Regions from separate parts of the Mus musculus genome. Here regions 2 and 3 are each linked to region 1. The links are chromatin loops, found by intact Hi-C in ENCODE. Cell type or tissue: gastrocnemius. All regions are shown on one strand. Region 1 overlaps Ptprr (protein tyrosine phosphatase, receptor type, R). Region 2 overlaps Rab21 (RAB21, member RAS oncogene family). Region 3 has its middle 100 kb from the start of Tspan8.

The links. Hi-C counts contacts between places; a loop is a spot of excess contacts. Peaks named below come from ENCODE experiments on the same cell type or tissue, not always from the same donor. Only the 100,000 strongest peaks of a DNase experiment are listed, where the experiment ranks them.
Region 2: it touches region 1 in a loop (2.8-fold over the local background); 12 of 42 quality-filtered maps call a loop at or near these places.
Region 3: it touches region 1 in a loop (6-fold over the local background); 6 of 42 quality-filtered maps call a loop at or near these places.

What each region holds. Positions count from the first base shown.
Region 1 is chr10:116,195,353-116,199,352 of GRCm38, reverse strand. All of the region lies in intron 6 of Ptprr (protein tyrosine phosphatase, receptor type, R), which reads right to left. Among named protein-coding and RNA genes, the nearest start is that of Taf7l2, 83 kb to the right of the region's middle. In gastrocnemius, CTCF peaks have their summits at 116 (motif pointing left), 1,820 (motif pointing right) and 2,557 (motif pointing left); DNase peaks (open chromatin) are centred at 1,929, 2,520 and 2,987.
Region 2 is chr10:115,311,316-115,315,315 of GRCm38, reverse strand. Rab21 (RAB21, member RAS oncogene family) reads left to right here. Exons shown (of 7, transcript NM_024454.1): 1 at 1-122. Among named protein-coding and RNA genes, the nearest start is that of Rab21, 2.3 kb to the left of the region's middle. In gastrocnemius, no CTCF peak of the experiment used is centred here; a DNase peak (open chromatin) is centred at 2,384; H3K4me3 peaks cover 3,371 bases; H3K27ac peaks cover 4,000 bases.
Region 3 is chr10:115,712,550-115,716,549 of GRCm38, reverse strand. No RefSeq gene overlaps it. Among named protein-coding and RNA genes, the nearest start is that of Tspan8, 100 kb to the left of the region's middle. In gastrocnemius, a CTCF peak has its summit at 2,458 (motif pointing left); a DNase peak (open chromatin) is centred at 2,433; H3K27ac peaks cover 449 bases.

The DNA.
Region 1 (4,000 bases):
AAAGGGTTTCCCAAGGCAGCCCTCCTCAGCCTTTACTGGGATCACTCTAGCTTTGTAAAACCAACCTTGGGACTGTAGCAAAGGGGCCTTATTGTTACTTTGAGGAGGACCGCTGTTTGAGTGCGCCACCTACAGGTCATATAGAGAACTACACATCTAAATTAGAAAACTCAAAGTCACCCATGCTCAAAAAATACTTAATTTAGAACATAGCCTGGGGGGCGGAGGGAGGCTCCACCTTCTCAGAAGAGAAGGGGAGGGGAGATGGGGGCAGGGATTGTGGAAGGGAGAAAGGGAGGGGGCAGCGATTGGGATGTAAAGTGAATAAACAAACAAACAAACAAACAAACAAATAAACTGAAAAACGTATTTAGCAAAAAGATCTCTTGTTCCTTTGCTGCTCTCAAAGGTTTTCCATTCAGGACAGAGGAAGTAATAATTATGAACTTACCTCTGTGCATATGCTTCCAAAATCTCTTTTAACCAAACTCCTAAATTGAATTTGCCCAAACTAAGCCAACAATAAGAAAAAAACAAAAAAACAAAAAAACAAACAAACAAACAAACAAAAAAAACCCTAAAACACCCCTGCTAAGAAAACCCAAACCCAAACCTTCAGATCCATCTCTCTCTCCTTTTTGTACGCTCAGTGCCTTAGTGCATACATATGCTTTCTACTTTTTAACAATTTATCTGAGAGCAAATTCACTTTACCACATATGGCTAAGCACAGAACACCCCTTTTCTCCAATTTTTTGGCTGGACTATGTCTATTGCTCTGCCCCCAATAACTCACCGAGGAGGGAGAACATCATAGCATATACCCAGAGTTCAAGTGATGTACTCTACAAGCTGATTTAAACGAGCTGATTTAGACTCTTGCATAGAACCCTGGCAGTTGAAAAAGCCACCATCAGTAGACCAAGATGATAAAGCTCTCTGCTCAAGAACTGGGTGAACAGGGCCAGACGGTGTGCAGAGAGTGAGGGCCCTTGGGATGCTCGGCCCTAAGTGGGATCCCTTCATGCAAACCCTCCCCTCAGAGCTCAGGAAACCCCGTGGAAGAGGAGGCAGAAAGAGCCTAAGATCTAGAGGGGACAGAGGACACCAAGGAGACAGGGCCTACTAAACCCATCTGAACACGCAGAGGCAGAGGCCTGCACAGGGCTGCGATGGGGTCCTGGAGGTGAAAGAAGAGGCAGATGTGTCCCATCCTTAACACAGAAGCTATCTACAGCTGATAACCGCTTCAAATAAAGCATTAGGTTTCTCAAAGGGAGTCTCGCTGGAGAAACTACTCTTCAGGTTAGGCTGTGCACCCAGCGGACATGCAAAACTAACTCAATTGCATTTTTGGAAATTCCCACTTTCATAATGTTGTGTCTTGGCATCCCCCTCCTCCTCCTCTCTCCTCCCTCCCCTCCCTCCCTCCCTCTTCCTCCCTTTCTTTTTAAATTTGTTTTCCTACAGGTCCTTTGCAAGGCACAGAAAGGGGGGAGGGACCTGAAGAGGAGGGGAGGTGTGTGTGTGTGGGGGGGGGGGGGACTGGGAGCAGTAGAGGGAAGGGAAACCATAATACAGATACATTGTATGGATCCCCCCCCCCCCCATCCGAGACAGGGTTTCTCTGTGTAGCTCTGGCTGTCCTGGAACTCACTCTGTAGACCAGGCTGGCCTTGAACTCAGAAATCCACCTGCCTCTGCCTCCCAAGTGCTAGGATTAAGGACAAATATTTTTAATAATATGGAAAAAAAGTAAAATTCAGTTTTCCCAATTCACAATTTCACAATTAGGTGGCAAATGAATCAATAAGCTGCCTCCACTAGAGGGCAATATTTCTCTATATTGGATTCAAATGAACCTGGCCCTAAGCACAGAAACTGATTTGAGAATCTCTGGCCCCTATGCCTCTCCCGGCGTGAGGTCTTGCTAAACGGGACAGCACTTTAATTTATAATATATTCACACATACAAAAGAAGGCAACCGGTTTCAAACTAACTTAATTTGGCTCAAGTTACCTGCCTTTGATGATACATCATTTTGGGATGTTCTGTTAAACGGAGGTCATGGGCCCAAGCCCAAGGAAATCTACTGAGAGCGGGAGGGTGCCTCCCTCCAGAGACAAGCGACGTTCAGGTAGCCTGTGGGATGCACACAATTGTATTCCGAGCCGTATGACACATTTCAAACAGCGCCTTGGGTGAGAGCCTGCCTGCCAGGAAAACCCTGACTCAGTATCTAAGATTCAGAGCTGCTCTCTCCAAATAGTATGCTAGGCTTTCCCTGGGAACTGTCTGCGCCTGCCCTGATTAAAGCGAATCTTGCAAAAAAAGGGTGGCTCACCTAGTTCTGACAACTTGTACATGGAGGACTGGGGTAGGGTCCCCTAGCAAAGCTGGACAGGACAGCTACTTTTATAAAGAAAGTACTGGGGCTAGAGAGATGGCTCAGTGGTTAAGAGCACCGACTGCTCTTCCAAAGGTCCTGAGTTTAATTCAAGCAACCACACGGTGGCTCACAACCATCTGCAATGTGATCTGGTGCCCTCTTCTGGTGTGCCCAAAGACAGCAAAGAAAGTACTCTCCAAAGCGAAGCTCATACTCAACCCATGAATAAAACAATCAGTGAACAGGAGTCTCAAGAATGATGCCAAACCATTCCCCATTCAGGGTCAGAATGACAAGAACGTGACAGAACACCTGCCTTGGGATGGAGAGGTGGCTCAGTGTTTAAGTACATGTGCTGTTCTTTCAGATTCAGCCTTATGCAACACGTAGGAAGCACACTTAATTCTCTCTAAATATAGGTCATAATCTGAATGGCCACAAGAGTTCCCCAGGGTGACTGAATCTGCTCTCTCCACGGCAGGTGTGGAGATGGCTCCCACGTGACTCACCCCAGGGGCCAGGATTTCAGGATCAGGCTGGGTGCACAGAGGGCTGAGAGTCTGTTCTAGTCAATCTCACAAGGCAGCCTGTGTTCTGGGTGGGCTGGTAACAATTACAAGCAGGAGTAGCACTCATTGGGACCCGCTCTGGCATGGTGTCAAGGTGTCACAAGGGAGGGATGGGAAGGCAACCTGAGAAATGGAGCAGTCGTAGTGACGTCTGGTCGTGTCCAGTCTCAAACTGGTGGGTCACCCAAAAACAGAGGCTCAGGGACTGAGGCTGGGCCCATGATGGCCAATACATGGTGGCCAGGGTTTAGCAAAATGTCTTCTTTTTTATTTTTAATTTTAAAGAAATTATGTGTTCGGGCTGGTTATATGACTAAGTGGTAGAGTGCTTACCAAACATGTGAGAGGCCCCGGGTTTGCTTCCAACCCCTCCCCCTGAATCTACCCCTGCTAAATCTCCCTCACGCACACTATAACCTTGGCTCCCACTCTAGTCTCTACTATAACCTTGGCTCCCACTCTAGTCTCTACTATAACCTTGGCTCCCACTCTAGTCTCTACTATAACCTTGGCTCCCACTCTAGTCTCTACTATAACCTTGGCTCCCACTCTAGTCTCTACTATAACCTTGGCTCCCACTCTAGCCTCCCGAGTCTGCATCTGATGCCACTGTGTTCTCTTATGTTGAATATTTTTACATTTTCTTCTCGACTTGCCTAGAGACAAAAGTTCTACATCTTTATCTCTACTTTCTTAGCCTCCTTTTTTTTTTTTTTTTTTTTTTTTTTAAAGAAAATGTTATTAGGGAATACAGAACTCTCTTAAGAATTGTTTGCTAAACTTTCAGAACCCCCGATTTAACCTCATAAAAATGCATGATGTCTATATTGTACAAATGAAGAGGAAATTAGCTTGTCATTCACTGTTAATGAGAGCTTATATGTGTTCCCAATGTTCTCCACACTATCTCCTATTCTAACAGCAATGAGAGCGCTGGTTGGAGTGGCACGAACAAATCTTCCCCGAGGTGTCTCGCCCCTCTGTCTACAGCAAGTATATCCAGATCTAGACAGAGCAGAGACACGCCCTGCCCTGCCCCGT
Region 2 (4,000 bases), 880 kb after region 1:
CGGCGGGCCGAGCCTACTCCTTCAAGGTGGTGCTGCTCGGGGAAGGCTGCGTGGGGAAGACGTCGCTGGTGCTGCGCTACTGCGAGAACAAGTTCAACGACAAGCACATCACCACCCTGCAGGTGCAGACCCCGGGGAGCCGGGCTGGGGACCCGCGCCCGCTCCTCTGCCTCTGGCCTGTCAAACCCCCTTCCCTGCCTTCCCATTGCCTTTTGCAATCGCTTTGGGGACCCGCGGGCCTCAGCACACGGTAGATGTCAAGACCCACAGTGGGGAGGGAGAGGACCCGGAAAAGTCCCCAGTTGCCGGTGGAGGCTGCGCAGGTCGGGGAGTCCCCCGGTCTGCGTGCTGGTTTTCCCCTCTGATGGGCTTCGGCTGGGGACACCAGGTGTTTTCACTCTGTGGTCTCCGAGACCATCAGCCCTTCTTCTTTCTTCGCCAAGTAGGAACTCGGATACGGATTAGAATTTGCGAACGAGGTGGTTTGTAACTTCCAGAGCGTACTGATGACTAAGTGTTTATGCAAGTTCCATTTTGTCCTGCTTTCAAAGTAAATGGAGTGGTAAAACACCCGTCGTTGGAGGGTTTTTTTGTTTTTGTTTTAAACGACTGTTTGCTGCTTGTCGGTTACCCCGTTTCTTTGCAGCCTTCTTGTGTCCGGACGTGTGGCTTCCTTATTCTTTGGGGTTTGATCTTATCCGCGTTGAAACATCGTGTTGCGTAGTGGCCAGCAATCGGTCTTCAAACTAAAAAAAAAAAATCTAGGCACTGCTGCTACACGTTTTCTTTACTGTCAGGCCATAAAACGCTGGCTTTCTTCTACAGTTCCATTGGAAGTGTGGAAGTGTTACAATGTAATTGAAAGTGAAACCAGGCCATTGAAGGATCTGCGATCTCCCTGGTCTCCTTAAAAAAAAAAATCAGTTTGCATGTGTTCGAAGGAATTTATCTATTAACATGTCTTGATCAGACTGTCCAGAGGCTAAAAAAGCTAGTGATCTTGAGTTTGGGCGTCTGGATCCATATCCTACCCCCATTTATTTCCATAGCCCCGTGATCTTAGGTAAATTGCTTAACCGTGCATCCCTGGGTTTCTACTGCTACTGTACTCATAATGATTATATCTAGTGCACAGAGTTGTCAAGGTAAATAAGGAAACGCACTTAGCACCTGAAGTGGGGGATAAACACTTATTACCCCTCAGACTTGACAATAGATCTTAATTAACACAGATGCTACTGGAATGCATAAGCTAATGAGTGTGACATTTGATGTCGGGTGCAATTATTTAACAACTGAGTGTAGAGTGTGCAAGGATGCTCCAGTTCTGATCCCGTCCCTATTTTTACACCTGTTTTCAATCCCTTATAAAGCCTAACACCGAAAGAAATGTCAGGTGATAATGCCCACATAAACAGTATGGCGGAGCCCGCGCTTGCTCAGGCCTGGCTAGATTTGAGTCGGTATGGTTCACCGCCTCTGGAGATTAATAAACAACCCATTTCACACTTCTCTTTGTTCTACACTGGAAGAGGAAAGAAAAAGGTCTTGCAGTTGAAAGCTTAACTGGAAAATTAATTTAGCTCTTCAGCCTAAAAATGGCACTGTGGAGTCCAGCGGTGGCGGCACCTGTCTGTCCTGAACCCCAGGACTCGGGAGGCAGAGCAAGCAGATCTCTTGAGTTGGAGGCCAACTTGATCTGCAGAATAAGTTCCAGACCAGCTAGTGCTACCCAGTGAGACCCTGTCTCAAAAGAACACACAAAACAATTGTGCTCACATTATATATTTTCTAAGACGCCTCAGTGCTAAAGGTGATGAATGATTTCCAGGTCTGTGGCAAGAAGCCGGTCTGACCCACACTGGGAAGGTGGGCTATGGTGGATCTCAGGACAGGTAACATCACAGCTGAGATTTTTATGTGACTCAGTGTAGACAGTGTAAGGATTCCATTACAGAAGCCAAGGTTTTAACTAACACAAGGAAACTGCACTGGGATTCCTTCCTTGGGGGGGGGGGGGTAGCAGTTCCCCACCTCGTTCTCACCCTCCCCCCCCAGAGAAGTTTGTATCATCTGTAAGCAGATGCTGCATCAGAGGTGGGAGAGAAAATCCTTCACAAACTACTTATCCTTTTAAAGTGCTTTGTGTTCCAAGCACTTTACCGTAGTTCTGTGTTTAAAGTATTCTTTAGAGTGCTTTGTTTTCAAGACACCTCTTCAAAGTGTTCATGAAACATTAAAAGAACGATGCAGGACAGGAACCCTAGCTAGTTAGTGGCTCACTGTCCTCAGTCATGTGTGGATGCACATCCCCCACCTGACCCCTTTTAAACATCTTGGAGGTCACAGACTGGGACTATAGCTGAGTGGCAGCGAGCCTGCTTACCCTGCCAAAGGCGCTGGGTTCACTTGGAGGTGAAATGAGCTGATATCCCTGAAAACAGGAGACTTTGCCTGGAGGAGGTCCATGGCCTCCTATGTCTAGTGTCAAACAAGTTTTTCTCTTTGTAGAGCCAGAATCTGTTTTAGTCTCAGTTCTGCCCTCTGGAACTTTGGTCTCCTATGACATTCCTTGAGATGGCTCTCATGACCTCCTGAGTCTTTGTCGTCTCTTAGGTAAACAGCTCTGCCTCTTTAATTGGCTCTCTAGTGGCATTCACCATGTCTGCACTCCTCCGGTGTCAGGGCACAGCCATCCTTCCTTCTTTTCCTTTCTTTGTTTCCAGTTGTTGCCTAAGACTCTTGATCCTCCTGCCTCAGTCTCCAGAGTGGCTGGGATTACAGGTGCCCGCCCTCCTGCTGCTGCTGGCCTCCTTTGGTAGAGTGGATGCTTTGAGCTGTAGAAATGAGGGTGACTCCAGATGGGCTTGGACTGAGCAGAGAGGTGCAGGTAGTCACTTCCCCTTCTTTTGACACTGAAGTTGTAAAGATTCTGTGAGTTTCTGGGGGAAGTTGTGGCATTCGACACTACAGGGTTTGTTTTCAACGAAGCATTAATTTATCTTAGATCTTCAAGAAACGTGTATCTCCTTAAGTTCTCAATTCTTCGACTTTGTAATAAAGCATTTTTTTTCTCAACATGCTTGACCTGTTAAAGTTGGCTTTGATCTGTACCAGTGTTTAAAGCTTGTCAATTTTATTTTATTTTACTATTTTTTTTTTAAGGATGAAAAGGTTTTAGTTCATATTTTGGTGGTACAGTCATGGCAGGGGACATGGTGACAGGAACGTGAGGAAGCAGCTGGTCACATCGCATCTGCAGCCAGGAAGCTAACAAAAGTGAATTGTTACTATCCCTTTACGTCTTGATTTGGCACCCCCCCCCCAAACATTGGGCCCATTAGGCGTGCTCTGTGCTGGGTTCTGCAAAGAAGAAAGATACGGAACCTCCTGTCTAGATTAGCTGCTTTTTTAATGTCTGTACTTGATTGGTTTAGAAGTCCTTCAGTGTTCTCTTCAGTTCACAAAGACTTTGAAAAGCGATGGGCGGAAGGGGCGGCGGGGAGCAAGCTCCAGTATGCTCTGGTGATGCGTGGCCAGAGATCAGGTTTTCTTTGGCAGTGCAGTGTTTTAGAATGGAATTATATCAACATCCATGATCGCCTCCTCCTCTTGAGTGGAAAACAGTTGCTAATGTAGTTTTCCTTTTTGGGCTGCTACACAGAGTAGACACAAATCCTTTAGTGAAACTTGGCCAGTTATTCCAACTTGATGCTTTCCTACCTCGGTGCACTGGCCTTGCCCATAAGGACTGTCATGGGATGCTTTGTCAGATGTAGATAACAGAATACACTTGTGTGTGAGCAGCACCCAGCTCTACCAGGAAGTCGTGCGGTAATGGTGGAAAGAAGCAATAGGACTCTGAAGCTAGACTGAGTTATGCAATGGTTATAAAGTGGCCCGCCAGTCATGTGGGAGTGCTCTCTTCATAGCTCCTAACGCGATTACACTGCAGGCAGCCATGAAGCTCTCCATGTGTCTTAAATGCTGGTTCTGGGGA
Region 3 (4,000 bases), 480 kb after region 1:
TCAGAATGTACCCTCAGTCTCACACTCACCTCTTAAAGTCATCCCAAAACGCCACTGCCAGATTCGTCAGATTCTAGTGTTTTCTCTTACACATCTGGGCTTTTATTCTCTTCCGTGTTTGGTTACCTCTTAAACCCCGAGGGAATTGGCACAGCATAACCTCAATGAATCACTGCTGTTTTTCCCATTTCTCCCTTAGGCTACTGCTTAGCTCCTATGGCCTCTCTGTGTTCTTGCTTGAGCGATTCCTCTCACAATGCTGTAATCATTTCCCGTTTGTTCCGTCTTCCAGGCATGCCCCATTGTTAACTTGTTAATTAGTTAGTCTCCACTGCCTTTTCACCTTATCGATAATTCTGTTGTATTGATAGTTGGTATAGCTCTTAGATAAAAGTCCTCTAATACAAAAAGTTTATTCTGTAATGGCATACTGAGCCAGCTCTCTGCTCCAGTGTTTTACATATTTATTGTGTTAGGCTGACAAAAATCCTTGCTTCTCAATGCTCAGAACCTTATCCTGACCACCTGGAGAAGTGTTACAGAAGCAATCAAACAGACACCGAACTCGTGACTGTTAAAAAAGAAATCCGACTAGCCATCTCTTCCCTTCCCGGTTTACCATAGAAGCTTCTTAACTATTTTAAGTTACAATGTAGCAATATTTTCAAGGAAGGTGACAATTTATATTTCATTTCTATTTTACATGGACTAGGTGGCTGGTTACTAAGTTACAGAATAAACCTTTAATATTAGAGGACTATTGATACCAATTGACATCAATACAGTTCTTTAAGACGTGCTTCATCTAACCTTAATCTTTTCCTTGAGGAGAATAGCAAGAAAGCTTAAAATACTTTTAAAAATTATTTTAGTGCTATTATCAATAGTTGTTAAATGTCAATAAAACGGTTTTTTTGGGGGGAGGGGCAGCAGTAAACTTTATAGTTCAGAGATACAAAGACTTCATTTAACGAGACAGAGACCTGGGTAGTTTGGAGCAGGTATGGGTTGGTTTGGACTTATTTAGATTCACTTCTTCAAGGTTAATTTATTAAATGCCATTTTTCCATATAACAAGAACCTACCCATCCACCCACCCACCCCCCAAAATCCATGTAAAATATCACAAGGACATGCTAAACTTTTTCTAGTCTAAATAGATGGTATGACCTATTCTAGTCCCATTCAACTAGACTTGAGACTCTGAAATGTGGAAACTGGGAAAGAAAACATATATTATCCCTCCAAATCCAATCAGGTTTTTGGGTAGTTTTCATATAAAATAAACTTGGCTCTGCAAGAGATTCTGTGGTCGATAATGCATACTTTCAGTAAGAATTTTAATCATTTTTAACCAATTGTTCTTTTTGCTTTGCAATAACCCTAAAGCTCGGCCAGAAACCGGAGCTTCTGAAGCTATGAGCCAGGGCTTCTGGCCATCTTGTTGTCTCTGAGATACTTCCCTTCAGATAGCGTAACCCTCGGGTGACCTGCTTCCTCTGACCAGCAGGACAGGATGGTCTCGCCATGACTGATGTCTAAGAATCTTCTGCTATGTCAGAGGCCCTGAACTACCCAAGTTTCCACCACCATGTGTCACTGACCTTCTGTCAAAGCAAGTCTCCAGTCTGATCCAGCATTGTGCTGCTTTCTGAAAGATAATTGCTTATTATTGTAATTTCTTGTGAAATCTGGTTAATATTATTTCAGCTCATAAATTGCACATAAATGTGTGCTATCACGGACTCTTTCTTTTTACCCCCATGCTATCGCTTCACAAAGAGAATATCTGACTTCCCTGAAAATTCCAAATGCCCTTTGTCCCGTGTCCTGACACAATCGATTGTTTCTCATAGGCAACTCTACACTAGGAAAATTTAATGTCGTGAATGTGAAATGTCTGGATTTTCAAACTCTCTAAAATGTAGTCTAATGGGATTCTAAAACAGAAGCTCTATGGAAACAAAAGATATTTTATGATGCTTATCACAATGCCTAATTCCAAGGATCCTATCTGGCTGAGAATTAATCTGGCAGTAGGTACTTGGTAACAAGCATGAAGCCATAGGCTCAAACTCCATCACAGAATAATGTGCAATGATAACATTGCAATGATTTTGTATGGATTTTTATGTCTGTTAATTATTAATATTGTCACATTCTTTTTAAGCCTTACAGAACATAGTCTAGACCTTATATATACTAGTAGCCTTTAAATTTGTATTGTGACTTCTTCACTCATTGTAGTGTCGTGGAAAACAAATTTACTTGAATATGTGTTTTTCTTGTGTTTTAGTGATACAGGCCTGGGCTTTCTGTTCCCCACACAGAGATTTCCAAGCTCGTGGAAACTCACGCAGCTGCCGTGAATGTGCGTGTAAAAAAAGTACTCTGGGCGGCCTTCCAGTTAAACATCTTTGGAATGACTTGAAGAGTCAGCCCACACCACCCCCTAGAGGTTTCCTGTGTGTGTTGAGTGGCCTAAGTCTCTTGATGTGAAATGACCAGAGCCCTGACCTCTGTGCGGATCTATGGGAAAGAATTTAAAACTGGACAGCAAGTCAGATTCAGAAGTACACAGACTCTGTGGGCTTAGGGGCTCTCTGAATGATGCCAAACTGGAGGAAAGAACAGCAGATCACTGAATGAAGACATGTTTAAATGGAGGAGCAGACACAGTGGGTGTGTGCCCCGTCATGGGGACAGAGCCTGGCTTGATATCCAGATGGAGAGAAAGAGAAGTTCTAAGCAGTAACAACCATGTATTAGGGTCAGCTGCTCTTCACTGGCACGCACTGAGGAAAGGCACAAGGATGCAGGGGGAGAGCATCAGGTGAGGAGGCAGCGCCTTGAGTTATGCACAAGACCCTCCTATGCTCTCTAAAACCTCAGGGAGGTGAGTCAAAACAGCGCTCAGTGCGCTGATTCCCACCCCATCCCACCTCTATTCCATACACGCAATATAAGTGGCAGGAGTAAGAAACAATGCACTGATAAACAGGAAGTCGTGTGTTAAGTTATTTAAGGATGTGATAAGTTTTTGAACTTTTTAGATTGATCTGTAACCATTGTAGACACTCATAAAATATAATGTGATATTTTGATACGTGTTATAAGAAAGGGCCAAAACTTAAATATTCAATCATCAATTCAGCTAGGAACAGCTTTTCCAATTAAAGCACACACTCAGGTAAAAATAGAATGACATATATCTGAAAGCCTCTATGTCTTTATGCTTGGGAAGAACAGTGAACATATGTGGTGTTAAGTATGTAAGTATGAAGTATGCCAATACTGAAAGAAGAAGTGTCATATGACTCTATCTATGTTAAAAAGGTATATCTTAGGGAACATAATAATTTAGGCCTTTTAGCATAAGTGCACTGAAATGGTTTGTCAACAAGAGAACGCATGTCTGCTGCCTAGACTCTAGGCACAAAATGTTTTCTCTGAGTTCCAAAATGGCAGGAAGGGCAGACTCTGAAAGTATGAGGCTTGGCGCTGTGGGCACAAGAATAAGAACTATTGGATTGGTACATTCTGCATATTTTTGCATTTGCTCAAGAAGCTGAAGAGATTTGCAGCCCCACAGGAGGAACAACAATATGAACTAACCCTTACCCCCAGAGCTCCCAGGAACTAAACTACCTACTACAAAGAGTACACGTGGTGGGACTCATGGCTCCAGCTGCATATGTAGCAGAGGATGGCCTAGTCTGTCATCAATGGGAGGAGAGGCCCTTGGTCCTGAGAAGGCTCTATGCCCCAGTGTAGGGGAATGCCAGGGCCAGGAAGCAGGAGTGGGTGGGTTGGTGAGCAGGGGTAGGAGGAGGGGTTTTTCAGAGGGGAAACCAGGAAAGGGGATAACATTTGAAATGTAAATAAAGAAAATATCCAATAAAAAAAAAAGTTGTTCTTCACAATATCCCTATGGCTCATATCGCATTCTATTTTATAGATGAGAAAATCAAGGCACAGGAAAGCTCAAGAGTTTGCCCCG